Linked DNA regions of Mus musculus: regions 2 and 3 are each linked to region 1. Evidence: chromatin loops called from intact Hi-C (ENCODE). Cell type or tissue: heart. All regions are shown on one strand. Each heading gives the region's core, and the rest is flanking DNA. Links, peaks and the distances in the headings are about the cores only. Region 1 overlaps Exoc6 (exocyst complex component 6). Region 2 has its middle 100 kb from the start of Gm52397. Region 3 overlaps Myof (myoferlin).

Region 1 (10,300 bases), core at 1,057-9,056:
CACATTACATCATCTTAAATATCTGCTTATCAACAAAAACATGCAACAGATAGAAAACTATGCTTCCCCCTCCCCCAGAAGAAAAAGTAATCATTAGAAGAATCTTTGAGGAAGCCCAGATACTAGGCTTACAAGACAAAACAAATAAACTATTCAAAATGTGTCCAAAGAACAAAAGGAAGCCTTAAAAATGTGGTTTAAAAAAATGAAGAAAATACCTCAGTAAGCAGAAAATATAAATAATCAAATTACTAAAATGTATTAAGCATGGTGGGAAAGACTCGTTAGAAAGGCTCAGCAGCAGATGGAGGAAATCGGTGATGAGCACTGTACAGCAACTAGACCTGCACAAACCTGCAGAACGCTCCACTCAACAACAGCTGGCCACATATCACGTCCTGAAAATATAAGAAGACAACTTAAAGGCCAAACACAGCTTTCACAGCTGTGGCCAGTTCTCAGGAATGGAGAAAGGCACCCATAAGGGTCAAGTGCAGATGAACTGTTCAAAGATGCAAGCCTAGATGCATGCGGCTCTCTGACATCCTCTGAGAAGGTTCTCTGTGCAGTAGACAGCACTTAGCAAAAGCTCACAACGTAGGTAAGAGCTGAGTCTGGGGAGTCTCCAGCAATAAAGAGGCATCTCTTTCACACCCCTCTCCCACAAGGCTCAGGGTCATCTGGGAAGAAGGGGCAGAAAGATTTAAGAACAGAGGTTGGGAGACGATGGCTCAAAACACAAACGGAACAGTACCCACCAAGGTGAAAGCTTCACTAAGGAAGAAAGTTTTCATCTGTCTTGCTCACTGACATTGCCCCGTGCACCTAGAAGAGTACCTAGCACAGTGCTCGATAGACAAGCAGTTGGAAAACCGTATACTGGAGAGGTCTGTAATGCAGTTCATATACAAAAGTGCCACATAGGAAATAACCAAAGAGGTGGGAGGTGGGGCGGGACCCTCTAGAAAGTCCCAGAGGCCTGGGAGGTGAGAAACCTTAGCCAAAAGTCCAACAGTGGGGACAGGGAACTCGGATGAGTCCACCTCCAGTAGATAGACAGGGCCTCAAGTGAAGGGATGGGGTTACTAACCCCCAGTCAAACTTTCTGGCCCAGAACTGTTTCTGTCTAAAAGAACTGCAGGGACAAAAATGGAGAAGAGACTGAAGGAAAGGAGATCCAGTAACTGGCCCAACTTGGGATCTGTCTCATGGGAGTAGGGGCACCAAGACCTGACACTATTATTGCTGCTATGATGTGCTTAAAGACAGGAGCCTAGCATGGCTGTCCTCCGAGGGGCCCTACCAGGAGCTAACTAAGGCAGACAGAGACAACTTACACCCAACCTGGACTGAAGTCAGGGACCCCTATGGTTGAATTAGGAGAAGGACTGAGGAAGCTGAAGGGGAAAGCAACCCCATAGGAAGAACAGCAGTCTCACCTAACCTGGACCCCTGGGAACTCCCAGAGACTGAGCCACCAACCAGGCAGCATACATGGGCTGGTCCCCTGGCAGATATAAAGCAAAGGACTGCCTGATCTGGCTTCTGTGGGAGAAGTGTGCCTAATCCTGGAGAAACTTGAGGCCCCAGGGAATGGGGAGGCCTCAGGCAGGGGGAGAAGAGGGGACACACACTCTTGGAGGCAAGAGGGAGGAGGAATGGGATGAGGAACTATATTTGGGGGGACTGGGAGGTGGGACAATGGCTGGAATGTAAATAAGTAAAATAATTAAAAAAGAAAAAAGCCATGGAATGAGTAAATATAAACAAATTAGTATAGACCACATGTACAGTTAAAAGAGACCCCTGTGGGCCAGAACCATGCTTCACAGACCTTGAGCTCCCGGTGATATGGAAACAGGGGCCAGTGAAGAAGCACTGAAAGACCAGCTGCTGCCCCAGAGAAGCACTACAGAGTAACACAGTACCTCAGAACGCAGTGGCTTAACATGAGAATATTACTAAGTCCCCAGCGCACTTGGTCAGAGGACAGAGGGATGACCTTGCTCTAGAATGTCAGAGCTGCGCTGGGACATCTTTCACTCAGTCCCTGGCATGTGAGGTGGGTGAGCTCTCCACGTGCCTTGGCTTCTTCGTGGTGTAACTAGGTTCCCCCACACCCTTGCTCGCTTGCTTTTTGGGGGTCCACATCTCAACTCTGTGCTCCAGGCTGGCTCAATCTCAAGCTCTTCCTCCTGGGATTAGGGGCTTGCACCTGCACACCGTGCTGGTAACTGGCCTTTTAACGGCAGCACAAGGCTGCCTAAGATGAGGTGGGAGGCCCCTGCTTTTCTGTCCTGTCAGAGTCTTACACTCTCTCCACTGTGCCCTTGATTCTTACTGTAAGCAAGCACAATTCTGCCAAGCTCAGGAGATGCCATACTTCCTCTACTGCTCCATGAGAGCACTGCCAAGAAATTGGTCTTCATTTTAAAAGGTGCCATCCCTGAAGATGAGCAAGATCACTCAGTAGCTAATGATGCTGTGTAAGATAGTTAATGTATCACTGTATCAAGCTTTCTAAATTACACAATTTAACTCACTGACATCATTTGCAACTGAGCAATTACAAAATAACATTCTGGAATGGAGCATTAGTAATTGGACAGAGGAGCCTTGTTTATTATGTATTAGCCATAACAGTAATACACACTCCTTTTTAACTTTTCTTGCTATATCAGGGAGAGGCAGACTGTCATATGCTTGTGACTCACAGAACTACACCATAGCACACCTTAACGATACGAAGTGGAAGTCGCTTTTTCAGAGCAACATAAAAATGTTCATCAGTTTGCATTCTGCCCCAGTGTTCACCGTCAGTTCCTTCTTTCATGTCTCATTACCTTGAGATTGGACCTCAGCAAATGAACACATCACAGAGAACCTCGGAGACCAGCACTGCCAGAGCACAGCCTGGAGCTAGCGCTCAGGACCTCACTAGCCTGCCACTCACCCGCACTATCACGGAGCACGGGAACTCAGGAGTCTTTATCCCTGCCTTCTACTCCATCCTCTACACACACTCACACCCCTGCCCATGAGGCCCTTGCTTTCCGGACCTGCCCCTGATGCAGGCGAGAAGGGAAAGGGAGAAGTGCAGCCAAGTTCCCTTTCTTATCCTTGACTGGAAGAGACCAGTGATCTGCCACTAAGCAGTAACGCCATCCGAAAAAGCTTCAAACCCAGTTCGAAGAGGCGCCTCCAAACGAAAATTTTTATTTAAAAAAAAAAATGCTATTCTGGGGCTGGAGAGATGGCTCAGCAGTTAAGAGCACTGACTGTTCTTCCAGAGGTCCTGAGTTCAATTCCCAGCAACTACATGGTGGCTCACAGCCATCTGTAATGGGATCCGATGCCCTCTTCTGCTTTGCCTAAAACCAGCTACAGTGTACTCATACAAAAAAACAAACAAAAACAAAAACAAAATGTGTATATATGTGTATATATATGTATGTGTATGTATATATATACATATATGTGTATATATATGTATACACACACACATATATATGCATATATATATATATATATATATGCTATTCCTTTTTGTTGTTGTTGTTGTTGTTTTTTGTTTTTTGAGACAGGGTTTCTCTGTATAGCTCTGGCTATCCTGGTACCACTCTGTAGACCAGGCTGGCCTCGAATTCAGAAATCCGCCTGCCTCTGCCTCCCGAGTGCTGGGATTAAAGGTGTGTGCCACCACTGTCCAGCTATGCTACTCTTTTAAGAGTCTACTTTAAATCCAGTTTTAAAATTAATGCTGCTTCCCTTTTTTAAAAAAAAAACTTGTAGTTTTATAACAATAAAACAAAGAAGGTTATTAGTTCACATTATCTTGAAAATTTTTAAATATGAGATGATTAAAATATCCACCAAAAGTTAAAGAACTAAATACCTAGACATTTTGAAGCTATGAAGAAAAAAAAATAAGTTTTAATCTGAAGGCAGAAAATACATGAAAATAAATCGCTTACATCCTACTCAAATGAAGTAATGGAGTGTGGTTTCTGGGCTGGGCACAGGGATGCGCACCTTGATGCCAGCATTAGGGCACACACAGCAAGCTGCCAGGGCTACACAGTGAGACCCTGTCTCACATACAAACAGCGTGTGCTTTCTGGACTTAGTGTTCAGAGAAGCGGTGACCAAGATCACTCTAGTTGTTTATTTCACTTCGATTTGGGGACAGGAACTAAGGAAAACTGAAGCACAGAGTATAACAGCTCACCGCTTCTGTCTCTGCTGCCAGCAAGAACTTTGGTGACACTGAGAAACTCTGCTTCTCCTACAATAAGTTAAAACAAACTTTTCTCGCAACTTCTTTTAAATGAAGGGAAAAGCATATTTGAAGATGTTTGTTAACGCCTTCCGCAGAGTGTAATAGCAAGCTGCGTGCTCTGAGTAAAAACTCCTTGACTGCTGGGTAGGGAAGTACAGGAACAGGAAAGACAACATTTGAACGGACGTCTCTAAGCACCAGGGGCTCTCAGCATTTTATAATCCAGACAAGTAAACAACTGCGAAGTACATGTGCCCCTGACCCGGCATGAAATGACACACTATTATATACTCTTCATTAAAATGTAAAGATTCAGCTTATAAAATAATAAGTTCCTCCTTTGCTTGTTAAAGAAACAGTGCCCTCTAGGGGCAGAAACGTAACTAGCATAACATACTGATCTCTACTTCTATGTAAAAAAAAAAAAAAAAAAAAGCTCTCCTACCATTCATTATCAGGGCTTTGCAACCAACCAAAGAAACAGAACGACCCGAGGAACGGTTTAACGCAGTTCCTGCGCCTCCCGGACTGTAAGCACATGCGTTCTGATTAAAAGCTAACCGGTAACAGCTAAACACTGTTAGTAACCAGCTGTGACTCTCTGCACTGTCTATTGTTCCTTCTTCAGCTCACAAGTATGTTTTGGACAACAGTCCTGGCTCCGACCACGGCTACCGGTTGGGCTGGGCTGCCCTAGAGCTAGCTCCAAGGATAGATCCTGAGGGTAAGCTGACTGGTAATTCCCACGTTGCCCGCAGAGGATCTGGATCAGCCAGGGTGTGTGTTTGGAGCAGTGGCCAGGTGGCCACTCTAGTAGCAGGGGAGAGTCTAGAATGGACACTTGGTCACCATGGAGAGTGTGGAGATGAAGCCAAACTTGTGCAGATCGCAGGTAACAGAGGAAGAGATTCTGGGTCCTTGAGGACTGTCTCGCCCCCACAGGCAGCTGAAGTCTGCCCAATCCTTGGACGTTTCTGTCACAATGAGCAAAAATGTTTCCCATCGTTTTAGTTTTCCTGTCGCTTTTTTAGAAATGGGCCTTGATTTGTTGCCTAAATTATTCAATTTCAGGGCTGAAATGATCCTCCTGCCTCAGCATCCAGCACAGTCAGGACCACAGGTACAGTTAGCCCACCCAGACTCATTACTGTTTAAGAAAGCTTGAGTTGTTTTTCTTGTCTTTTTTTTTTTCCCCCTTCTGCTCGGGTCACTAACACAAGTATCTTATTTGAAACACTTTATGAACACTCAGTGACCAAAAAAAAAAAAAGGGTTACATTAATTATAATCATTGAGAACAATGGTTCTCTACCTTTCTAATGCCATGACCCTTAAATACAGCTCCTCATACTGTGGTGACCCCCAACCATAAAACTATTGTGTTGCTACTTCATAACTGTAGTTTTACTACTGCTAAATATATCTGCTAAATATATCTGATACATGAACCCAAAAGGACCCACAGGTTGAGAACCACTGGTTTAGCACAAAGGAGTGAAGCAAGGGTAAAGCTGAAATTGCCACAGCACGTGTCCCCACTGCTAGTTTTTATGTTGACTCAAGAAACAATATGCCATAGACCATTTGATCCGATTCTGAACTTTCTAGCTGGAATTCCAGGGCATACAGCATCCAGTTGATTATCGGATGGCACCACTGATGCTCAAGACAGAGGGAAACAGAGGAAGAGTGCACAACACATCCCGATGTCAGTCATGAGGAAAGTGACAGGGGGATGGGCAGAGAGAGAGGAGCCACTTCAAAGTCATGCATTTTACTGGTCAGTCAGAGCGACAAGATTATGCTCCTTTCCTTAGTTAGCATATATAACGTAATCATTAAAAGGTGACAGACCTCAAATACTTAAAACATTTTGAACAATGCAATAAATCATCTGGAAATCGTGTATTTTATTTTTAATTTTATTTATTTATTTATTTATTGGTTTGTTGTTGTTGTTTTTTGTTTGTTTGGTTGGTTTTTTGTTTTTTTGTTTTGTTTTGTTTTTTTTGAGACAGGGTTTCCCTATATAGCCCTAGGTGCCCTGGAACTAGCTCCTCAGACCAGGCTGGCCTTGAACTCAGAGATCAGCCTGCCTCTGCCTCCCAAGTGCTGGGACCAAAGGCATGCATTTTAAACTCTAGGATGTTGCTTCTAACTGATCCCAGGCATGGGGACCTGAGTTCAAGTCCCCAGAATCCAGCAGAGTGGGTGCCACAGCATACATGTGCAATCCCAGAGATCCTACACTGACATGGAAAACAGAGCCTGACGCTCCCTTGTCTGAGGACAGCTGCTGGCCCAAGAGCTTCTGACAGTCACCTGTCTCTGCCTCTATAGGAATGCTGGGATTAGACACACACTGCTGCCCCCAGCTTCTTGTGGGTTCTGGGATCTGAGCTCAGGTGCTGATGTCATCTGGCATGAAACAGCCAATGGAACAGTGGGGAAAGAACTGCTCTGAGTGTAGAGTGGATGGCACCCTCAACAACCTGGGGCTCAGAGGGACAAAAGCGGAAGGAGGAAGAAGGCTGGCAGCACAGAACTTCATTGGAGCTGCCATGGGGTGAGCCACTCTGCACCATCATGTGGTCACCACCATGATGCTTGGCTTCATCTTAAGCCCAAAGCAATGAAGCCAATGAACCTTGAGTTGAACTGTGGAACTATAAGCCCAAAATAAGCCTTTACTACTTCAGCTGGTTCTCAGGGATCTATCACAACAACCGAAAGCAAGCTAGCACAGCCGACGTCCCATCTACAGCTCAAGATTAATAGAGTAAGAAAATGGGTTATAAAACACACGGGAAATTACTTAGTCTTGTAGTCTTCTCAAGACCCCCTTAAGTGATGGATCTCAGCATACCCCAGGGCCTCAAACAGAACTCTCTCATCCAGACAAAGGAAAGACTTGCGTTTATTTTTCTTCAGATCAGAACCAGAAAGCAAACCTTGTACTTCATTTTTAATTTCCAAGCACACAAATTCATGTACCATTATTAAACCAGGAAACATTAATGAAAATTCAGTTAGCCTAATTCTGCACTGCCATTTGTTGTCAAAACATGAACAAACTATATTACATAAAAGCAATACTTTAAATAAAATCCTTAAATTGCCAAGAGGAACTCACAACTGACAGTCATCACAGGCAATGATTACCTGTGATGCTCAATGTTTAGGATATAATAAAAATTATCTTTAACTTCTTCAATTTCCTACAATAACTGAATGACAAGTTTTGGTCAGATTTTACATACCTTAAAAGTAGAAAGTCCATAAAGTCTTGTGGTGTGAACGGTTTCTTGAGAAATATTTGTAATGTTAGTTATAAAGTCCTCTAGGTATTTGCAAGCTTGTTCCAGGTGTGTTGTGTTTATGATAATTTGCACCAGCTAAAAGACACGGAAGCCACGGTAAATACAGGCCACACCTGTGCAGGACCACCTGATTTTAAAAAACTCAAGTCATTACTTCCAGCCTGCCTCTGTACTAGTTCTGTATAATTCCAGCAAGACAGGATATAACTGATTTCAAAGGTCTGCCCTAAGTACTGCTTATGAACATTTATGTTGTCTTAAAAATATTTACATTTTATGAGTCCACAGCCAATTATTTCTAAATGAATTTCTATGGCAATCTGTAGATCTCATACACTTAACATGTACAAAATGAGGATCGCAACTGTCTGTGAAGTCTAAGGTCTACGCCCTTCAAACCTCCAGCTGTCTACTATTCCCCAGGGAAACTTTTCCCTCATGTTTCTTCTTCTCTAAGATTTTTATATGTATGTCTTGTTTGCATGAGGTTTGTACACCATGAGCATTAGGCCAGAAAAGGGTGTCACCTGGATCTGGAGCTACGGATATTGTTAGCTGTCATTTAGGTGCCTGGAAGTGAACCCAGGTCTTCCGCAAGAGCACTGAGTGCTCTTAACCACCCTGCCCATCTCTCCAGCTCCTCCCCCTCAGTTCTTTGAAACTCTACTTTACATTAATAAATTTTAAATGCAAAGCTAGCTCTACAGGATAATACATTACAACAATTTATAATTTTTATGTGCATGGGTGTTTTGTCTGCATGTGTGTCTGTGCAAGACATGTGTAGTGTGCCTGGGGCCCACAGAAGCCAGAAGTTACAGATGGTTGTGAGCTGCCTTGTGTGTGCTGAAAGCTAACCCAGGTCCAATACAAAGGCAGAGTGTGCTCTTCCTCTGAGCCATCTCTCCAGCCCCAATTCTTTCATAGTAAAACATTTGGTTATTATTTCTTCTTACCTCTGTCAAACCTATATGAGGTTTTCTAATAAGGTTCAGTAAACAGCTACTCAGAATTCTGGTCAGCAGCAGATTGGTTGATTTCCTAAGCATGTCATCTATTTCTGTTGAGCTAAAAACAAATGTTCACATTGATAAAGCCTTCCATGAGTATAATTGCTTAACACTCCCAATAATGTAATATAACTTACTCATTTTTCTGTCCTATCTTTTATATCATATATAAAGTATATCTCTCTATATAAACATATATATGTGTGTATATATATATGTATATATATATATATATATATTCTTTATAAATGGCAGTGACTCATTAAGCTACAAACTTCAATTTCATCTTAAAAGGGATCACTTAAGCAGAATGTTCATTTATGACATGGTTTAAGGGTATCAAATCAATCAAGTTAAAAAATGAGATACTTTGTATAAAGCATTATTATAATCCCGTTGTAGAACAGTCACTTTGTAAAGTACTTAATACACAATCATAGCTAAAAGTTACTTTAAAAATATAAGACAAGAGACTTGGTGTGTATCCCATGGTAAGTTGCCTGCCTGGCTTATGAGGCCACACATAGGCCAGGGCAAGTGCTAAGTGCTACATTCTGCAGCATTTCTGGTCCTTACCTGCTAATTCCAAGTAGACCTCCTACCACAGCTGTGACAACCAAAACTGTCTCTAAGCATCGCCAATTGTAGGGGGATAGTAAGCAGCCAAGAAAACCAAAATTATCCCATTAGAACTCCTGCCTTAAACAAGGGTAAAATTTTATCAGCCTTTACATAAAGGCTAATTCCAAAATGCTAAATGCAAACAGTGTGTTGAGTATGAATTTCTGTATTTTAAGAATCAGCATTTAGCTTAGACATAAGTATTTGTAAAAACATTCAAATTGTATGTATTACCAATGTACACAATATTACAGCCATTAATGTTTCAGGAGTGAGTGCTACACAGTTAGGTGAAAGGTCATTGCTTCTGAAAGTTTCTTTTGAATGTCTTAATAACAGGTCAAGATCAATGGATGCTCTTCCAGCAGACTCAAGTTCAATTCCCAGCACCCACATGGCGGCTCACAACTGCATGTAACTCTAGTTCCAGGGGACCCAATGCCCTCTTCTGGCCTTCTTAGGCAACAGGCATATACACTATGCAAAGATATACATGCAGACAAAACAGCCTACACATAATAAAATAATAATAGTAATAATAAATAGGGAAAGAATATATGGCAAAATATTTACTAGTGTTAAATCTAGATGCTGAGGGCAAAGAACTTTCCTAACAAATCATTTATAGTATACGTGTCTCAACACTAATATAACAGAAAGTTATAGAAATAAGACATAGTTAATAAAACTCAAATACAAAAGCCTTTCTAATGAGATGACGGTCCACTAAAGGGTGAGGGCCTAGAAACAAAGTTTTAATGTTTCCTAAAAAAGCAGATTTCATGTGAATAAGCTTACCTTCGGTGTAGCGACTCTGAAAATTTAAGACTGGCATAAATAAATTCTTTAACTTGAATATAAATAAGAGGCACAGACTGGGACATAGGAAACTTCTTTGGGAAAGATTGCTGTAAAAAGAGAAAGTTAATACTGCATTTGAGATTTTAAAAAAAATTCTAGTCTCATAAAGATTAAAAATTAAGATGATTTCACAGTAAATGTAAAAATTGTACAAAAATTCTATGGTTATATTTCTACATTATTTTTATATGTAGTTTTACTTTTTAACT
Region 2 (10,300 bases), core at 998-8,997, 280 kb before region 1:
ACCACATCATGGCTGTCTGGATGCTGCCATGTTGCTGCTTTGAGGATAATGGACTGAACCTCTGAACCTGTAAGACAGCCCAAATTAAATGCTGTCCTTATCAGAGACGCATTGGTCATGGTGTCTGTTCATAGCAGTAAAACCCTGAGACAGCATGCAATGGCTGAGCCAGTGAGCAATGTGAAGCTCTGTTGTGCGCTCGGTCACTCCTGCAGGGAAATCCTGGAAGGCATGTTGCAGCTGTGTAAACCAAGCCATCATGCTTTCCATACCACACTGTGGAAGGCTGAAAACAGTTCCTATAAGTTTTACTTTTTAAATGACCATTTTAAAATGGGGCCACGCTGATGATTTACAGCTTAGAATCATTTACTGTTCTTAGGGAGGACCGAAGCTCTGATCCTAGCTCTCACGTTGAGCAGCTTACGATCACTTGTACCTCCAGCACCAGAAAATCCAATAGCCTCTTCCAACCTCTAGATACCCATACTCTGGTACACACCCACACACAGGTATGCACACCCACACATCCACGTACACACACACACTACACACACAACACACACACCATAATTTAAAATAAAATAATTTTTTAAAATTGATGTAATTGCAGAAACTTGAAATGACACACCAAAAAGACATAAGAAAAATAGTTTAACAAAATTAAGACATCCATGACATTAGTATAAGGTAATCACATGAATATTTTATAGTACTTCCTTCTGTTCTGTTATTCTGCTTTTCAAGACATAAAATTGGAGTCCTATGCCAGGACTTTACAGGATTCGCTTTTATAATACTTTAGTTTTATATCTTGCTTTTCTTCATCCTCTTGAAATCATTGAATTTCATAAGCGTTTTTTCACAGCATGGGGAATAGTAGCTTAATAGTCCACCTTATTGATCCCTAGCACTCCAAAATAAAAATAATAATGATGATGATGATGATAATAATTCTTTCATACTGGTCTGCTCTAAGTTAACTACTTTCTCTATTGTTAGACATACTTGATTTCCAATTCTTTGCTATTTACAGTCCTTCCTTAAACCTCCATGGCCAAAGATCCCTGCATACCTTTGAGGGTTTTGGATCTCTAAAATTATCAATATCACAAAAGCAGAGAGGATGTTTGATTGGTTCACCCAAATTTATATCTGAGAAGGAGCAGCCGTTGTTGAATGGGTGAATGACATTCTCATCCATTCTTTAAGATATCAAATCTCCAGAAGGGAAACGCCCAAGCCAATGGGCAGGGACACATGGAAAACCCTAAAGACAAGCTGCCAGTCAGTCGCTTCCTGGGAATTGTGAGCACAGAGCTCCCAGCAGAGTCAGGAACCCTCCAACCAGACCCAGTGCTCTCCCCTTAGCCTCCTCCATCCCCGAGAGTCCTTCCTTCCCCGCATCCTGATTTCTGGACCTCAGCGATATAAGATGCATCTTAGAAAGCAGAGAAACCCACAGGTCTGCTTTGAGGGTCTTCCGTGGCATCTGGAGTCTCCCTTCTTCATCTGGACAAGCAAAGAAATCCTTTAACATCTTTCAGAAAGAAGCATGTAGCCTTCTTTCACTTAAAAAAAAATGTGATTCCTCAACAACCCCCCATAGAGAACACTTCAGTGTCCTTTAAATGCCCTGAAAGTATCTCTAGCCACGATACTAAGATTTGCACACTCGTCTCATTGTCTCACCAATTATTAAAACAACACATTTTATTTTAAAATAAAAATTAAATTGCACACTCCTTTTATAGGGGGGGAGGGCTTTCTTTTGCTTAGCTTGCACAGAGGAAAAGGGCAGGACAGAATCAACAGTAAAATAGACAAGAGGGGAGAAGTGGCTGTCGGTGGGTACAGTCTGATGCAATCCTTCAGATTTAAGTCTTTAAAGTGACTTATAACATCTAGTGAGAGAAGTGGTCTCAAAATCTAAAATAGAGAGTGATGGGATGCAGAGACACCTGATGTCCAACTCTGTCCTCCACGTGGGGGCACACAGGCCGGCATTACCTCCACCACCACCCCCATCAATGTACACACTAAAATAAAATTTTTTCTCAAAATTTCAATATGGTTCCTATAGTTGCTGAGTTCAAGGCTGGCTGGTATGTTTATTACTGGTACAGGACAGAAGGGCTTCTTATTAACAAGAAGCATAATCCTAGCAAATAATTCCTCAAAGGGTTTTGCTGATCCGCCTGCGGTGTGTTCCTCTGATGAAAAGCCTATCTTCTACATTCTTCCCAAGGTAACGTTCATTTCCATCAGGCCTTTAAAGGGTGAGGAGGGTACGGCAGAGAACGAAGCCACACTCTCCAGGAAGGTCTAGCCTCAAGGTCAAGTGGCTGGGGGTTGCAGAAGTCCCCATGAGGCTTGTATACAGATTGGGATGTGATCTGGGGCTGGCCTCAGAGAGGCCCCAGCCTCCTCTGTACAGACACTGGTCTCACTAGAGACAGCACTTGGAAAATGGTCGCGTAGGAAGTGGTCCCTTCAAATGCACTAATACATAGGGACACATTTATACCCACAAAGGATGGACCTGCAGGTCTAAAGCGTTTCAATGTCTTTTTTTTATAAATGTATTCTAAGTTTTGTATTCTACCACAAAGGCTTTTAAAAAGTGAACCTTTGGACTCCATTTAGTACAATGAAGAAAAAAAAACTGCTCAAAAGTCTTCTTTAAACCTAGAGGCTGCACTTGGGTGGTTCAGCTCAAAATACAGACTGTGGTATATGTACGACTGGTTGAGTGCCCACATCTGTGGGCTGCTGTTCCACCCTCCCACCTCCAGGTGCATTCAAATGGCTTCCCGCAAGAGCAACCCTGTGTCAAGAGCTCCAAAATGGGGTGCAGATATGAATTTAATAACCGTAACAGCTCAGACTGGAGAGATGGCTCAGTGGTTAAGCACACGTATTATTCTTCCAGAGGACCTGAGTTGCGTTCCCAGCCCCCACATTATCTGACTCATGACCACGTGTGACTCCAGCTGCAGGAACATCTGATATCTCTGGGATCTTGGGCACCAGCAGAGTGCCTAGACCCACACAGAGACGTGTACATGTAATTAAAAATAACAAAGCAACCGTTTAAATAATGGTTACAGCTCACCTGGGCAGTCCTGGGGACACTGATCCATGTAAAAATGAACTTACAAGTAACTAATGGGGTTGCTAAGCACCCCATTAAAAATCTACATCAATCTTCAATTAGAATATATTTCGGAAGAACTAAATGTGGTGGTCTATGCCTTTAACCCAATTCGAGGCAAGGCAGCGGATCTTTGTGAGTTTGAGACCAACCTGGTCTACGTTACAATTTCCAGACCAGACAGGGCTATACAGTGAGACCCTGTCTCAAAATGAAACAAAACAAAAAACAAAGAATATACTCCAGGAACATACTGCATACCTCTCCTGTGGATTTGTACACACACACACACACACACACACACACACACACACACACACACACACACAGTGTTTCCAAACCAAATGTAATACATAATGGGTGCACAGGGGTCAAAAAAAAATCTCTGTAGTCAGAGGTCAAGGATGTTGCCCAATTGTTGAATGTGTGTGTCCTTGACAAGTGTGAAGTCCTAGTTTCACACCGCACCCCGAAACATAAACGAATGATTTAATTTTAAAAATCTGTACCCCCAACACTTTGATCAGTTCTCAGGTCCCTGCCATTGGGGAAGCAGATAGCTGAGACACAATGTGATCCTGGGTACAAATGCACTGCCACACCAGCGGAAGAAGAAAAAGACGCAGCAAGGTAAAGTGTAGCATAAACGGCCAAGAGTTAGGGCAAAGCAGAGAGTTGGGCGTCAGATCTTGGTCTTATTAAACTTTTTTAAACCCAATAAATATATTTATTGATATCGCGATCATTTTTGTTACTTCCGCAGGAGAACAGAAATCAGTTAAGGGTGGCTCTGGAAACACAGCCTAATGCTTTCCAAAGGAAAATATTCCATTGTAGAACGGGCCAGAATCTTGGGAAGACATAGACGTGTATTTCAAATACTGTCCACAAGATGGCAGCAGCATCCTCAGGTTCCCAGTTGGCACAAAAGGCATTCCATTCAGTCTGCATTCCCCGGAACCCCACCCAAGACAGGCATCTCTGGGACATATTTTAAGTGGAAGGTGACCAGCACCACCGCATCTAAAGGATGCCCTTTCTTCTGGAATGCTCTGGAAGTTTACGACTAGACAGACAAAAATGCTCCGGTCTTGAGAAAAAACGGGAAACCACCCATTCATTCAAGTATTCACTCGTGAAGGAACCTGGGATCCTGCTGAATCCTACGCTTCCTGCAGAGAGGTGCAGCAGGTCTCTGTTTCCGTGGCCTCGCAGTCAGTTTACACACAGTCTACCAAACCAGAAGGGTCTTCCATCCAGTTAAAAATCACCGTCCTGCAGACTGCAACTGCTGCGGAGCACAATGAAGGCTAGAACCCTACCCCAGGATGGGATGCCCACAAGGACTCTGCTCTCTAAGCTGCCCAGAACAGTAGAGTTCAAAGGGAGAGAACTCGTGGAGTTAAATCAAGACTGTGGGTTTGCCCACCTGTAAAACGACTTAAGTTCTTCTTTCTTTCTTTCTTTCTTTCTTTCTTTCTTTCTTTCTTTCTTTCTTTCTTTCTCTCTCTCTCTCTCTCTCTCTCTCTCTCTCTCTCTCTCTCTCTCTCTCTCTCCCTCCCTCCCTCCCTCCCTCCCTCCCTCCCTCCCTCCCTCCCTCCCTCCCTCCCTCTCTCTCTCTCTCTCTCTCTCTTTCTTTCTTTCTTTCTTTCTTTCTTTTTTCTATAGCCTGTTTGAAGTTAAAAATCTGGGCCGGCTAATGGAAGTTGCCACCTGGAATGTCTGGGGCAGTAGTGCAAGGTTACATTCCAGGCTCCTAGCAGAAAAATGTCAGCAATTTGCCTTTTGTCAACTGCAAATTAAAGTAATTTCCACGCAGAAGGTTTCTCCTGCTGGCAGTGAGCACCCAAAACACTAGGGCAAGCCGTGACCTGTCTCCCGTCCCCAGGGCCACCACACCTGAAGTTGGATGCACCTTGGAGCTGCAAAGAATGGCTGTCTTCCCTCTGAAATGCCCAACCAGATGGGCGCTAGTGGGGTACAGAGGGAAGTGCATCTTCTCAGTCCCTCTTAGTCCCTAGACGTTCTCGTAGAGTTGGGGAGGGCACTCAAAGGCTCTATAGAGAGGTGAGTCTGTGTACACTGTCATACCTGGCCTGTGATGAAAGTGTTGGACAGACTGGTGCTGATGTAGACACAGCATCTTTGGTGAAAGAGACACTACAGTCAGCATAGATGAGGGATCTTTGGAGCAAAAGAAAAGAGTGGGGTTCGAACCTCATTTGTCAACCTCCTGGCTTCCCCTGGGCCCCATACAGGCACCAATTACAGAGGTGAATAGTGAAACTTGTCCTCACACAGACTTAACTCTGAGCTTAGAGGCTGGAAACCACATTGGCTCTGCGATTGCCATGCTCCAGGGAGGGAAGCCAGTCCCTAGTGTTCAGATGAACTGCAAATGAATGGTCAGTGTCTTCACAGGCAGCCAGCATGCTTAGCTGGCCAATCACCTCCCTAAAAATTCTAACGCACACATACATGCACACATGCACTCATGCATGCACGCATGCACACACCATTCTGTGCCCAATGCCAGCCTGACTGGGGACCTCTAAGGTTCTGGAATCAATCCTGCACTTCTGCACACAGGTCGCTTTGATCAGAGTCCCACACTTCACGACCAGCACTGGGACTCCATCATCTGTCTTAACCTGTGACCTGTCTGAGTCTCCTTTTCCTAGTCTATCAGGTCAGATGACCTGAGATGTCTTTCAGCTGAGACACCTCTCAGAGCTACAGTTCATGATCCATGTACTTCACACTGGAGTGGAGGGTAGGGGTGGGGTTCAGGTTTTTACAATCTTTGCCCCTCCCCTTTTCCCATGCACACAGTGAGAGCTTTGTAGATAAGGAGAACAAGATTTAGAGATAAGAATCCAGGATTTCTCCAGGGGCTCACAAATTGAAAGCCATCCGTAGAAACCAAGCGGAACGGCACTTTTGAGCCTTTCAGGGTTAATGAACAAAATACTCAAAATTGAGCAGCTTATAAGCAACAGAAATTTGTATCTCACAGTTCTGGGAGCTGGGAAATCCCAAGTTGTGGGGAGGGAGTGTTTCTCTGTGTCTGGTGAGAGTTTGTTGATAGAGTGTTTGAGCAAAACTTCAGGAGTCCCAAGGACTCAGCTCTGTTCTGTTCCAATTCCCATCTATCAATTAAAGGGATTGGAGATGTCAAAAAGCAGAGAAAGGAGACTTGATCAATGTATCAGAGAGAAACAGACAAGAAACAGATAGAGGGTACAGTGACCCCACACCTATCTTTTGGATATCAACATGAGATTGAGGTTTAAATGGTACAATCCTGGTGAGGGTCAAATAACATGGGAAATTAAGCAGCCCTGGTCAGAGTGTGGTCTGGTGGGTCACTGGCATCTCTGCTCCTGCAAGGTGGTCTGAGGCAGCCCTCATTGATTGACAGATCCCTGTCCTTCTTTGGGAGATGATTAGACCTGCTCCAAAGCCCAGCCTTGCTTTCAAAGATAATCACCCTCATCCGGGGCAGTGTGTCCTGCAAGCCTCTGCTGTTTCTGGAATCTAAGGGGATTGCAGGGTTAGGATTTGGACTGGAGACCTTCAGGCACCTTTTTGAGGTCTGGAACAGGACATTGTAAGATTCCTCTGTTACTCTTATCTTTGAGCTTTCAACCTGGAGGGGAGCTCAGATAGGCTAGGTATCACCGGTTCCTAGATAGATGCTCTGTGAGTGATTAGCGTGCGGATGTGCAGAGGTAAGCAGGGCAGAGGTGACCCAGGGCAGAGGAGTCAGATGGAAATGAAGGCAAAGCTGGTTTGACTTCATCCTGCTTTCTGTTACCTTGTGGGCCTCACTGGGGGGGGGGGGGTCAGAGTCTTTCTGCAAACGTGACTTCTGAGTAAGCACCCTTACAAATCAGCTTCCTGGTTCAAAGGCTGCATTTTCCTACTATGGGGCACTAACCGCATTCATGAGGGGAAGAGCCCCTCCCCCTCGGGCCTTACTTGCAGATACCCTTGTGTCAGGGGTTGGGTTTCCCCTGTAGATTTTGGGGGACATGAGCATTCAGTAGATAACACCAACTATCAACACTCCAGTGTTTCTCAACCTCCCCTAAAATGAGCCATTTGTAAAGGCTTCCTCTCTGTCCTACACAGCTCTTCCATCTGAAGCCCTCGTCACCTTCCATGCCTTTGCTTCTAGAAAACTTCAGAACCTAACTAATATCGATATCCCCTGGCCCCTTGACCTCTGGCCCTCTAAGTTTCTGTAATTTTTAATCCCCCCCCCCAGCCCAGACACCACTCACGTCCTATGAAGTAACTCTACCTCCAAGACTTAGAACACCAAGCCCGTAACTCTCTATCACCCTAGTCCTGACCCACCGGCTTATCACATGTATTATGACCTCCAGTTGTTCTTCTCAACCTAACCAACCTGAGCTCCAGAGGGTGTTGGATCCCCTGGAACTAGAGTTACAGCAGATGGTTGAGAGTCTCCGTGTGGGTGCTGGGAATGAAACCTGCATCTTCCCGAAGAGCAGCCAAGTGCTCTCAACTACTGAGCCATCTCATCAGTCCTGCCCTTCCTATTTCCTCCCCTCCGTTTCTTTTTTGAGACAAGGTCTCATCATATAGCCCTAGCTAGCCTGAGACTTTCTATGTAGGCCAGCCTGGCCTCAAACTCACGGAGATCCTCCTGTCTCTGCCTCCTAGTGCTGGGACTAAAGGTGTGTACTACCATACCCAGGTTGGCTTGGGTTTCTTTTAAGACAAGGTCTCACTATGCAGCCCAGACTAGCCTCAAATTCACTGTATAGCCCAAGTTTAGCCTCAGGTTTCAGGCAATCCTACTGCCTTAGCCTGCTGAGTCCTAGGGTTAAAAGTATACTTTAAGTCCTGACTTCCCAGAAATCTAGTGGCCTTCTCTTCCTAGTTACCTAAACAAGGTAGAAGAAATGGCCTCCAGAGGGACCAAGGAGAATGGGAAAGGCCGGCCTTGCTGGGTTTCCCCTTCCATGTGCTCTGTTCCCTTACATCATGTCCTTCCTCCCTCTCTTCCTCCTCCCTCCCCATCCCTTCCTTCTTTCTCCCCTTCCTTCCCTCCTCCCCTCTCTTGGACAAGGTCTTCCTATTATAGCCCAGGCTAGCAAAAATTCACCTCCTGACTTCCCTTGAGTGCTAAGATTACACACCCACAGATCTGCTCAGCAGGTCATATATACTTTGCCCAACCACATGTCAATATGGCTGCCCATTCTTCATCAAATTCAAGCACAAAAAGAGAGTTTTCCCTAATCTCTGGCTCTTCACAGCCAAAGCTCTGGTGTCTTATGAGTTTTACCCAGTCTGGGTTGTTTTTTTTTTTTTTTTTTTCATCCCTGTTGATCTGTCCTTGGACTGGGGCCCTAATGATGGCTGTGAAACCTCCACACAGTAGGTTGTTGTGAGCTCTGAAGACACCATGTGCACAGCACCATTGTCTTTTCTCTCCAATCCTGAATTTCTCTTGACACACAAGCAAGCCTCTTTGTTGTACAGACCCTTATGTACCCCCAGAAAATGTAGGAGCTTTCTGTGCACACAGTAGGTATGAAATAAGTGTTGCAGGACTGCTTTGTAACTTTCAGTCATTTCCTGTAGTTTAATTTCAGAAAACCACAAATGTTTTTTTTTCCACCCTGGACTTGGCTGCCTAACGGTTTCAATCCTTTGAAAAGGAAAATGACTCCCTTATTTTTTACTTAGTCTCTGCAGAGTGAGGGTCCTTTGATGTTCCAAAGGCCTTTCAAGAAGGCCTCCTTAGAAATAGGAGCTTGGCTTTTGCCACGGGGAAGTGAACTTGAACCCCAAAGGTTGTGCTGGGACCCCAGAGTCCCAGGCAGGCACTCACTCACGAACTCCAAGCCTGACCCCCAACTCGGGGCTCCAAGAAAATACCATTTGCAAGCTCTTCAGTCTTCTCAAAGCTGTCATTTTGGTCAGCCCCACCGGGCATTTTGACAAATGCCTTTGCTAATTACTTAATTATTTTGGCCTGTACAAGTGTGGGAGCTGTTTGCTTAAAGAAAAGAGGGCTTAGCTAGTCCATTCTTATCCGAGCAAGGCTCAAGAGTAGCCAACCTCAATCCTATTAAAGTGTTTGGGTAACTAAGCACTCCCACCAGTCAAATTAACTCAAATGCATTATGATGCAAGTCGCCAAAGCCAGCTTGGGCCAGCCCTTGCTTTCTTTTGCCTTTGGTCTGTTTCTTCTGGTTAAAGCTTCTTTTGCATGGGAAAGAGCTCAGTGCTTATCTGCTTGGCTTTCAATTAGAGAAACAATTAGACTAAACCGTAAATGTGTCTCTGCTGGAATTAGCCGGGAGTGTGAGCCTGTCACCCAGCCATCAACACGGTGGGGTGCAATGGTGGCCCGCAGGAAAGCATGGAAGAGATTCCACTCTGGGTAGGAGGTTGAACTGGTGACCTGGCCAGCTGGCCAGCCAACATTCTTAATTTCTCTGAGAAATACTCTCTCTCTCTCTCTCTCTCTCTCTCTCTCTCTCTCTCTCTCTCTCTCAAGGCATCTTCTCCCATGTCTACTAAAGAGCAGCATCGCATTGAATTCAGTCTGTGTCTTCTCCCTGAAAAAAACATAAACCTCGAAGATTCTTTTATTTGGGACTTTTGAATAAAAAACAAACAAACAAACAAAAATCTCAAACCAGCAACCCTCAAACACAAATTGCACTTGGAGGTCCAAGTGATCTTAAGCCATTCATTCATCTTGCTAAACTGCCCATGGGCCCACCCAGAGGCAGGCTTGGTACCTGCCGGACAGTGGATGCAGAAGCTGTTGACCATCCGGCTGGGGTGCCCCTTAGGGAGAGTTTGGGCACAGTCCCTGAAAGTGACTCACAGAGGGCTCCAATTAAGGTTGACCTAGGTATTTGTTTGCACAGCTGGGAGCAGAGACACTGAGCTGACCCAGGGTCTTTCTCATGAAAATGCAATGAGGGCAAAGCTATCCCTGAAAAGTCCCCACAGAGGGACCACCTCAGAGCTCCTGGCTAGGTAGCTTCAGGGGAAGATGAAGAGGATCCCTCGGGGATAAGCTCATATGTGTGCACATTTGTGTGTGTGTGCTTGAGAGCGTGCACGTGCAGGTATCCACAGAGGCAGTTGTGA
Region 3 (10,300 bases), core at 1,255-9,254, 330 kb before region 1:
CTTTCCTATAGCCCGGAACTACCTGCCCAGAATCGGCACCATCCACAGTCAGCTGGGCCCTCCCACATCAATCATTAATTAAGAAAACACCCTCGAGGCTTGCTCATATAGGCCAACTGGGTAAAGACATTATTTCCTTTGAGGTTCCTTTCCCCCCGAATGACTCTAGCTTATATGTAGTTGACATAAAACTATCCATATCCTAATTTAATTAGGGCATTACAAGGCTTTAAACTGCGTAGTAGATTAAGTGGACTAATAATATGAAATCGATAATAAACAATATGTTTTATACATCATGTAGAACATGGCACACAGATGCATCATGCATAAGCTGTAAGGTCTGAGCGTTGCTCATTCCACAGGTGGAGTTCATAGGCATGAAGTAGACTTGCCTTAGGTCATATCTCCAGGAAGTAACAGGTTAGACTGATTCTAAACAGGAACTTTTCCTATTGCTCTAAAGGCTCAACTCTCATAGGAGCTATGAAATTACATTTTACACAGTAATGAGCTTCCAGAGAACAAAAATAGAGCTACATATTTTGGTGTCCCCCCTACCATGTTACCAGGACAGGGTGTGGAAGAATCAATGAATCTTGAACATTGCATTACTTCATCCTGATTGGGTGAGACATTTCTAGACTTGCTTTCCTTTCTCTTTCCACATGAGTACCTACATGGCTCTGGAAGAACATGGGGCCACCAGGTGGAAACCCCAGTTCCACCCATGAGCCCCGCAGAGGCTTGAATCATATTCTCTAACCTGCTTTATTCTCAGTCACACAAAATATGTCATCGTCACTATCCAGACTATCACAAAGGAAGATACAAGATCATGTGAAATGTGTACTTTATGTTTATTTGAAGTGGAAAAAAATTAAAGAGCATACACAAATAGCAACCCTACATGAAGCTCTTATTTCTAGATTAATCAATAGTAGTCAGTATTGTTTTCCATTTATTCCATCTGGTCAGCTTGTAAGACACTTACAAGTTGCAATGTGAGAAAATTTTGGCCACTCAAATGTCAAACACATGGAGGCAAAAGCCACAACTATCTTTTTGTTAAGTGTTACCTCATCTTTGAGGACATGATCTCTGTCATGATACAGGAGCATAGGTGTGTTAGAGGAATAGAATAAAACATTGAAAACAGAGCATGTGCATAGAAATCATGTTTAACTTACAAGGACTGTACTCGGTGATTCGCTATCACAGAAACAATATACTCTGATTTAGCACGTCACTGCTAATCACAGCAGGTATTAGCATTAACAGGACATTTAAATCTTAAGGGGTGTTACCGTTTTACCCATATGTAAAATGCAGATGATAATTCTTTCAAAAAAACAGTGTCACACTCATGTGTTCTCACGAACAATCCGAGAAAAACCCACCCATTCTCACTCAAACCTGTGTCTGGATGGTTGCTTCAGTCGCCTGGTGCCTCTCTGTATTCCTACAGTCCCTCAGCTCTGCCAAGTCAGAGAGCCCCTCTTGTCTGTCTTTGCTGTATCCCTGGCCTCTCATCCAGTACTTGACAGAGAGTGGATTTTTGTGACTACGTATTTGTCCATTGGCCAACTGGTCTACTTTATCAATAGGAGGGAGATTATTATTCATCATCAAATGCTGTACTTCTATTGTAGGCCATGGAAGAACTTGAAGACCGGGAGGGCTGGGAATATGCTTCGTTAATCGGCTGGAAATTCCACTGGAAACAGCGCAGTTCAGACACCTTTCGCCGCAGGCGCTGGAGGAGGAAAATGGCCCCTTCTGAGACACACGGTGCCGCTGCCATCTTTAAACTCGAAGGTGCCCTTGTAAGTAACCAGAAGCGAAAGTGTGACTGGTGATGGTGTAAAGGAAGTGTGTGACTTAGGTAGAAAGCACAGCCAAGCCCAGAGAGGCTCCTATAACCCCAGTGCCTCACAGCTGCAAAGATGTTGGGGGAAAGATGTACGGCCTGAGTGGCCAGTGACTCCCATCTTAGGAAGAAACCACTACCACATGAGAGGTCCTCAGAACAACAGTGAAGACACCTCTCTCTCTCTCTCTCTCTCTCTCTCTCTCTCTTTCTCTCAGTATTTTTCTAGTATGTCTGCCAGGACCCTGGTTTCAGGAAGCATCTAGTAGTTTTGTAGACACAGATGGCTTGGTTGATTACGATGATGATATGATGGTGGTGGTGGTGGTGGCGGTGGTGGTAATGGTGATGGTGATGATGACGCCGACAATGACAACTTCCTCCTACTTTAGGGGGCAGACACCACAGAGGATGGAGAAGAGAAGGGCCCGGAGAAGCAGAAGCACAGCGCCACCACTGTGTTTGGAGCAAACACGCCCATTGTTTCCTGTAATTTCGACAGTAAGTTTTAAGTATGGCTGTGATCTCTGCGTCTGCCACTTTTATCTCTAGAAAAACTCTTCAAATCTTCGAATGTTATAATATATCTACACAGGTGAAGGTGACTTTCTATTTCTTCACTTCATGCAGAGGATTCATAAAATGCATTTTAAAAAACTACCAGATATTTAAGCATTCACAGTTCTTACATTATGCAGTCAGTCATAATACTCTACTATCCCTCAAACTGTGTATATGTATGTGTATCTGTGTATGCATGAATGTATGTTCTGTGTACATACATGTGATATTGTGTGTGTCAGTATGTGCATTAGCAAGAAGAGTTTGAACATTTTTAAAAGTCAAAGAAAGTCTTAGCAGATAACTGTCCCAGACATAAATCTCACATAGCACTGAGACCTTGCTCAGTGACTGCTTGAGATCCAGGCTCATCCGAAAGTCTGTGATGAGCAGCTGTGCACTAAACCCAGGAAGGTCACAATGGGACTAATGTTCCTCTGATGCTGGTGTTGGGATTATTCTAGCAGTTATTTATTTGGTTTCATTTTCTCTTTGGAGGCAGAGTTTCTATGTGTAATCCAGACTGCCTTGACTTCTTGCCTGCTGGGATTATAGGTGTGCAGCGCCACACTTGGAATATAGTAGGTTAGAGCACACCCCCATTATACACACTCGCCTGACTCTTACCTGTTTAAAATCCATTTTAAGACCCCCCCCTCGCCAATCGTACTTTTAAATTGTCAAACGTGTGTGTGTGTGAGATGAAGTTTAATTTATAAATTAGGCACAATAACAGATAAAGCACAGTAACTAAGTATAAATATGGAAGGTATTAAAATGCACTGCAGTAAACCAGCCAGAACCACTGCTCTTATGTTTTGGGTCTTTATTAAATAAATAAGAGTTACTTAACACAAGCACTGCAATGTTACTTACATCAGTCAGTTGGCTAACTGAGATAAGAAACTACAGAGTGACTACCAGGCAGGCAGCTTATACAGCACGGATACACTGGACAAAGGCACAATCAACATCCCAAGCGAGGCAGCTGGGTGCTTTGAGACGTCACGCTGCAGGGCTTGCAATATGAAACTTGTGCATGATATAGTTTTGGACTATTTCACTTAATGTTTGTGACCTGAGATTGATTATGGGCAAATGAAATAGGAGAACAAAGCCATGGATGTAAGGACTACTGTGAATGTCCTTTTATAAGAAACCACTGTGTTGGGAACATGTGTGCTTTCTGCTGCGGGGAAATGGGTTGATTGACCCATGTATCTGCAACACGAGTCACCTCTAAAGAGCTGAGAAAAATCCTATTAACAGTATCCTGTTTCTCATCACCTTCCCTTCAGGAGTCTACATCTACCACCTGCGCTGCTACATTTATCAAGCCAGGAACCTCATGGCTTTGGACAAAGACAGCTTTTCAGGTGAAGGGAAAATCCCTACTACCCTCTTACATGGCAGGCTAGCTTGGGTCGATCGAGCATCAAGTGGGTTTTGTATCTTGTTTTGTTTTCAATTCTTACAATAAAACCCTTTCCATGTAGAGACTCTACTGGTATGCTTGAAGAGAACCACACAGTCATTACTTGATGAATTCCCAACTGCTTTAAGAACTGTTGCTGGGTGCTAGAGGTGCCCAGAATACACGAGGCCCTTAAACACTAATCATCACAGGTTGAGCAATAAAGTGCCCTGAAGAACAACTTCTGACCTCTCTTTGTGTGTGCATGGCTTCCAAGCTTCCCTGGTTCTTCTATGGAAACAGCTCTTAAAACACTTGTCTGATAATATCATGCACTGTGTCAATTCTTATTCATATCCCAAGCACTCCTTTTACACAGTATTAGTGAATTATTTCCTTTCCTAATAATATTAGACCAGATTATCTAGATCTGGTCTAAAAGTTTGATCAAGATTATCCTACTCTGTAGAACAAAACTTCAAAATGTTTTTTTTTTAGGACATTTTCAAATAGTATCCACCAGGGGACACTGTCTCACTATAGATCCAATCAGAATTCTTAGAAAAATCTTCACTGATGTTTGTATCCCAGTTGGATACAAGATTTATCAGTGGGGCAAAAGAAAACTTTTAGTCCTGTTGCAAGCTGTAAATTCTGAGAACAACTAAACCTTTCCTAGTTACTGCTATATTCTTGAAACCCAGCAAATACAACAAATACAAATACAAATACAAATACAAATACAAATACAAAACTTTCTGTATAGATAACAGTAGAAACAAAAGCATAAAATAAACTTATATTTGTCAGTTTATCAAAAACATAGAAACAAAAATATAAAAATAACCGGTATTTACCAATGAAATGGATAATAGGCTCTGTTCTAGGCAGTTCACATGTTCATGTCATCCCATTTTCTACTCAATAGGAAAACAGAAATTACTTTTGTGGCAAAGAGGGAGGAACGGAGGCTTAGAAAGGTTAAACCTTTTTCTTTCAAGGTCACGGGGGCACAGCAGGCCAGATGTGTCTGGTTGCGAAGCTTGTATTCTAGATGATGTATGTGAAAGACTGTGTGCCCAATGAACCTTGCTGAGGATAAGTGCACTCCAGAGAAGCAATCCTTTGCACATGTCAGGGCCTTCGGTTAGGCACTTCTCACCATGATACTGTCCTCTGTGGTGCCCCGCTTTCAGAACTCCTTGTCTTCAAAGGGGTGGTGAAAACATATGACCACTATGTCCAGATGAAAAGTCTTTGGTTGAAACGCACTGTCATAGGAGCTCGACTTCTCCGAGACTCTACTGTTAATATCTTTTTCTGTGCATAGATCCATACGCCCATGTCTCCTTCCTCCATCGAAGCAAAACCACTGAGATCATCCACTCCACCCTGAATCCCACCTGGGACCAAACCATTATATTCGATGAGGTTGAAATCTTTGGGGAACCCCAAACAGTTCTACAGAACCCACCCAACGTTACCATAGAACTTTTTGACAATGACCAAGTGGTAGGTAACAGGACAGTTTATGATGACTTGGGGGCATGACAGTCGTCTGCAGGGCTATTTGACCAGGAGTTTCAGTGTGGGTTTCCTTCTCTAGGGCAAAGATGAATTTTTAGGTCGAAGCATTTGCTCTCCCTTGGTGAAACTGAACTCAGAAACGGACATCACACCTAAGCTTCTCTGGCATCCTGTTATGAATGGAGACAAGGCCTGTGGGGATGTCCTCGTAACAGCAGAGTTGATTCTGAGGAACAAGGTATCGCTTTGTTCTTGCTCATGGATTCCACGAGCTGCTTAGAGCACCTCAGTCATTCCAGGTACTCTCTGCTTTAATGAAAGGGAAGTGTTGACAGCCTGCGTTTGTTCCACAGGATGGCTCCAACCTTCCCATCCTCCCCTCTCAAAGAGCACCAAACTTATACATGGTCCCTCAGGGGATCAGGCCTGTGGTTCAGCTCACTGCCATTGAGGTATGTATTCTCTCTGAGTTTTACTTGACCAAGCCAAAGGGTGTGTCAAGGACCATTAGTGTAGGGCATGCATTGTGCTGCATGCTTTCTTGCTGTCTCTAACTTCCTATAAAATCGGCTCACACCCTCCCCCAATGGAAATAAATAGTCATAGAAAGTAGACATCTTAACAAAGCAATAAGAAGCAGATCTCAGGGATTTCTTTCTTTTGGGGGGAATTCACCAGAGAAAGAGAAGATAACCCAAGAGAAAGTGCCATGTGAACAAGGAGAAGGTCTGCAAAGGAGGCAGGAGGTCGGGGGTGGGGGTGGGGGTGGGGGAAGCAGCCCACAGTGGCGACCAGGGAGATAATTAGGGCAGACCCAGGCTGGTGGAGATAACCTCTTAGCTAGATAGACGGGGTCCTGATAAGGGAAGCATTGTTAGCGCCTCTGTTTTGCTGTGCGTTCGAAAACAGACACAGGGAGCTTCAAACAGCTGCTACCAGTTTGGAATGCTTGCAGGTCATTTACCATGCAAGAGGTTTAGACTTGATCTTCCAGATTGCCCCCACTCCCCACCCCCAGTGGATCACATGAGTCCTGTTTGCAGGTGAGATCTAGAGATGCTGACTGACTCGGCAGCACTTACAGCAGTTCTGACAAAAGGGAAGGGCCAAAACCACTTTCTCTGCATTTCCACAGGCACCTGAAGAGAATATGCACTGGTATTTTAGACGAATGTGCATCGCTCCATCTTAAAGACTGTACTGTGTTCTGTGATTGAGATTGGATTTTTCCATATATGTGTGTGCACGTGTGTATGTGTGTGTGTGCGTGCATGTGACTCTCTGTGTGTATGTGTGTGCTCACATATGTGTGTGAGTGCATCTGTGTGTGTGTAATATGTCAGGTTTACTTCCCTTCTCTTTAACTTGTTTCCCCAGATCCTAGCTTGGGGCTTAAGAAATATGAAAAACTACCAGATGGCTTCTGTCACATCACCCAGCCTGGTGGTGGAATGCGGAGGAGAGAGAGTAGAATCGGTGGTGATCAAAAGCCTTAAGAAGACACCCAACTTCCCAAGTTCTGTTCTCTTCATGAAAGTGGTACAGTATCTAGACTCTGCACGAGCCCACGCAAGTGGGAAAACCCAGCCTTATAGTAAATGTGCCGGAGACTTCTCCCTCCTTAGGTCATCTGTAGTTAGTTACTGAAAGCTCCAAATGGCCCCTCTATGAGCAGAGCTTGTTTCTCCAGAAAGTGTTTGGTCTCTGTTATAGGCTCTTAGTGAACCCCTCAAGGCCAGATTGTTAACTAGTGCGAATGCACGTGGACCAGAACTTTCCACTAGGATCTGGATGTCTAGGAAGGAACAGCTGTGGAGGACTTCCGTGTGGGTGATGTGGCATGGCCCTAATAGTCTGTGTCTGAGTCCATACTATGGAACCTTCTTTGATCCTTTGAAGTTTATTGTCAGAATTGTGAGGTGTCAGATGGGACTCACACACCTCCACCTGTTATAACTAGAGCTTGTGAAAACCACCCAACTTGTCCATTTTGAAAGAAATTCAATTCTTAACTTTCTTGCTTATCCCTGGTTGTCCTGGAACTCATTCTGTAGACCAGGCTGGCCTTAAATTCAGAGATCTGCTTGCCTCTGCCTAGTGAGTGCTAGGATTAACGGCATGTACCCCCACCACCCAGCAAACCTTAATTCTTATAAATAAAAAAATTCATCTTTGCATTGATATGTAAAAGATTACAATAAGGACATATAAAGATGGAAGACTAGAATTTTCCATTTCCTTTCCACAGCTCATTTTCCTTCATATCCCCAACACACTACTCTTGAACATCGGGGCCACATGGTTTAACCTCTCATTTTGCATCTGAGGCAGTTGAGGCCTAGAGAGGAGAAATGGCTTCCCTGGCCTCAGAGCAAGTGTGTACCCTTCTGTGCTTGGGACCATGGTCTAGTTTCATCTGCAACTCCAGCCCAGTGCTACAACTCCTTCCTTCATGTTTGAGGCAATGAAGAGGTTAAGTAATTTGTACAGGAGGACCCAGCAAGCGAGTAGCCAGAGCTTGGACTGGGGACCTTCCACTCCATGATTCTGCAGATGGACAGTCTCATGGACATGTAGAAGCAGAATCCCTAGTTAGTCACCACTAAGAAACTCTGCCAATCCTCACCCACTCCTTCCCCCCCACCCCCACCCCCATCCTTCCCTTCCCACTTCTAGTTTAGAACCTAGGTTTGGCCAACAGACATGGGAGAAGGCACTGAGGGAGCACCCCACCCTCTATTCTAGTGCAAGGCCAGCAACAGACATTAACCCAAACCACAGTCAAGCTTCCAGGCCAGCCCATGTTCTCCAGTCAGTGCAGTGTCTTCAAGGCCCCCACATACCAGGGGCACTGAAGGCAAAATGAGCATCCCATTTTGGCTGTGGACTTCTAGCATCAAAGGAATCCCAATTCCACTTAAGCCATGGCTAGTAGAGGACCAAAGTTCTGCCTGCTACATGAACTTTCTTATTGTCTTTGAAGAAGGATGCTTTTCCCACATCAGCAACAGGGATGGAGGCACTCAGCCTCCAGCAAGTGATTATTGAGCGCTCATAGAATGTCATCAATTGGTCTAAATGTTGGGGAGGTCAAGGGACCAAAACGATCTTGTTCCTTGATATTCCCCCTCAGGAAGAAGGTTGTGGGAGGGAGATGGGCTCAGTGACAAGATCTCATTCCACATTATGCTTGCCAAGTGCAGCCTAAGCACTTCACCTATGGATTCCACAACTCTGCTATGAATGATAAATTGACCCAGCAAACAGGGTTAGAAAAGTTCCCTAAGGCCATGCTCTCTGTGACAGCAGAGGTAGGATTTGATCTTCCAGAGCCAGGCTGAAAGAGTACGCTATAAGCTCTGAGCTGGTTACCAAGCACCTCAGTACCTGAAATACCCAAGGAAGGTCCCTCTGGGTTAGATTTAATGAGCAAAAAGAATCTGGGCTGGTCTCCTGGGGGGAACTGACTGGCAAAGCTGTTCCTGTTAGATCTGGAAACGAAAAAGGACATCTGTTTTTCTGATCCCTAGTTCTTGCCCAAGGAAGAATTGTACATGCCTCCGCTGGTGATCAAGGTCATTGATCACAGGCAGTTTGGGCGGAAGCCTGTGGTTGGCCAATGCACCATTGACCACCTGGACCGCTTTCGGTGTGATCCATATGCAGGAAAGGAGGATATTGTACCACAACTAAAAGGTACGTCTATAGGCACGTCTATATGTTACACTATTTAGCTTTTTTTTTTAAATGCCTGATCTGTCTGAATCTTCACAAGCCATATTCTAGATGCCACAGAAAAAAATAAGGTCTTATTTACAGAGTACTAGGTAATTCCTCCAAGGAACAGCTAATAGCCAGTGGTGCAGCCAGCCTGGACTCTTGAGGTACTTTGAGGGGCAGAGTCCAGTGCTGAAGAGTCCACCCTCTGGCATGCCTTACTCCTGCATAAACATGGGATAACCTTTGAGGCATTGATGCCTGTTACATGACCTTTCCTATTTGCCTTTGAAGAAGGATCCTCAAAATTCAGGGGATGCTGTTCCCACATCAGCCACAGGGATGGAGGCACTCAGCCTCCAGCAAGTGGTTATTGAGCGCTCATAGAATGTCATTCACTGATCTACATGTTGGGGAGGTCAAGGGACCAGAACAGTCTTGTCCTCTAAGAACAAGAGCCCAACAAGAAAATGAGTGTGTGTAGGTCATTGCTCTAAATACTTTGGTGTGAAGATTCTGTCTGGGTTCTGACCTAGGACCTCTTGGGGTCTTCAATGTAAAAAAAAAATGCCCCTGTGACCCCACCCCTGCCTGCATCAGGCTGGACCTTGGCACCCGCCTTTAACTGAGATAAACCATGTGACTCCAGAGCCTGTTCCCAAGCAATTGCTGTTACTCCAAAATCCAGAGTTACATCCATCTGGGAAAATGCATATAAGATCAGGGCACAGGCCTCCTACCTCCGCATGCCATGGGAGAGCAAGGGCTGGACACACAACAGCTACTTCAGACTGCTGAAGAGAGTCATCCCTGCTTTCTCCTCCCCTCTCTCCTTCCCTCCCTTCCCCTTCCTCTCTCTAATCACCTTCTCTATCTATCCTGTCTTCCTCCACTCCTCTTCTGTGTTTCTCTATCTCATTTCCCAAGAAAATGAGGCTCTTTTAGACACAGATTCGCCCATCTCCATGCCCATTCCTACATGATCAACACGATCTTTTTAATGGTGTAAGAGTACATGTGTGTATGTGTGTGTGTGTGTATGTGTGTGTGTGTGTGTGTGTGTGTGTGTGTGTGTGTATGTGTGTGTGTGTTGCTCTGTGGCAGATAGAGGGCCACTTACAGGAATCAAGGTTCTCCTCCTTCCACCGTGTAGGTTCATAGGATCAAACTCAGACCATTAGGCTTGGCATCCAGCACCTTTACCTTAATTG

The links. Peaks named below come from ENCODE experiments on the same cell type or tissue, not always from the same donor. Only the 100,000 strongest peaks of a DNase experiment are listed, where the experiment ranks them.
Region 2: a loop joins it to region 1, with 14 times the contacts of the local background. A loop is called at or near these places in 7 of 42 quality-filtered maps.
Region 3: a loop joins it to region 1, with 4 times the contacts of the local background. A loop is called at or near these places in 7 of 42 quality-filtered maps.

What each region holds. Positions count from the first base shown.
Region 1 is chr19:37,596,933-37,607,232 of GRCm38, reverse strand. It overlaps Exoc6 (exocyst complex component 6), which reads right to left. Exons shown (of 22, transcript NM_175353.2): 15 at 10,029-10,138; 16 at 8,556-8,667; 17 at 7,540-7,674. Among named protein-coding and RNA genes, the nearest start is that of Exoc6, 52 kb to the right of the region's middle. In heart, for the core only: a CTCF peak has its summit at 4,633 (motif pointing left); no DNase peak of the experiment used is centred there; H3K4me3 peaks cover 343 bases; H3K27ac peaks cover 385 bases.
Region 2 is chr19:37,880,742-37,891,041 of GRCm38, reverse strand. No RefSeq gene overlaps it. Among named protein-coding and RNA genes, the nearest start is that of Gm52397, 100 kb to the left of the region's middle. In heart, for the core only: a CTCF peak has its summit at 4,046 (motif pointing right); no DNase peak of the experiment used is centred there; H3K4me3 peaks cover 520 bases; H3K27me3 peaks cover 1,932 bases.
Region 3 is chr19:37,931,371-37,941,670 of GRCm38, reverse strand. Myof (myoferlin) reads left to right here. Exons shown (of 54, transcript NM_001302140.1): 30 at 1,653-1,826; 31 at 2,263-2,371; 32 at 3,730-3,807; 33 at 5,176-5,357; 34 at 5,452-5,610; 35 at 5,726-5,824; 36 at 6,750-6,911; 37 at 8,903-9,068. Among named protein-coding and RNA genes, the nearest start is that of Gm52397, 50 kb to the left of the region's middle. In heart, for the core only: a CTCF peak has its summit at 4,364 (motif pointing right); no DNase peak of the experiment used is centred there; H3K27me3 peaks cover 517 bases.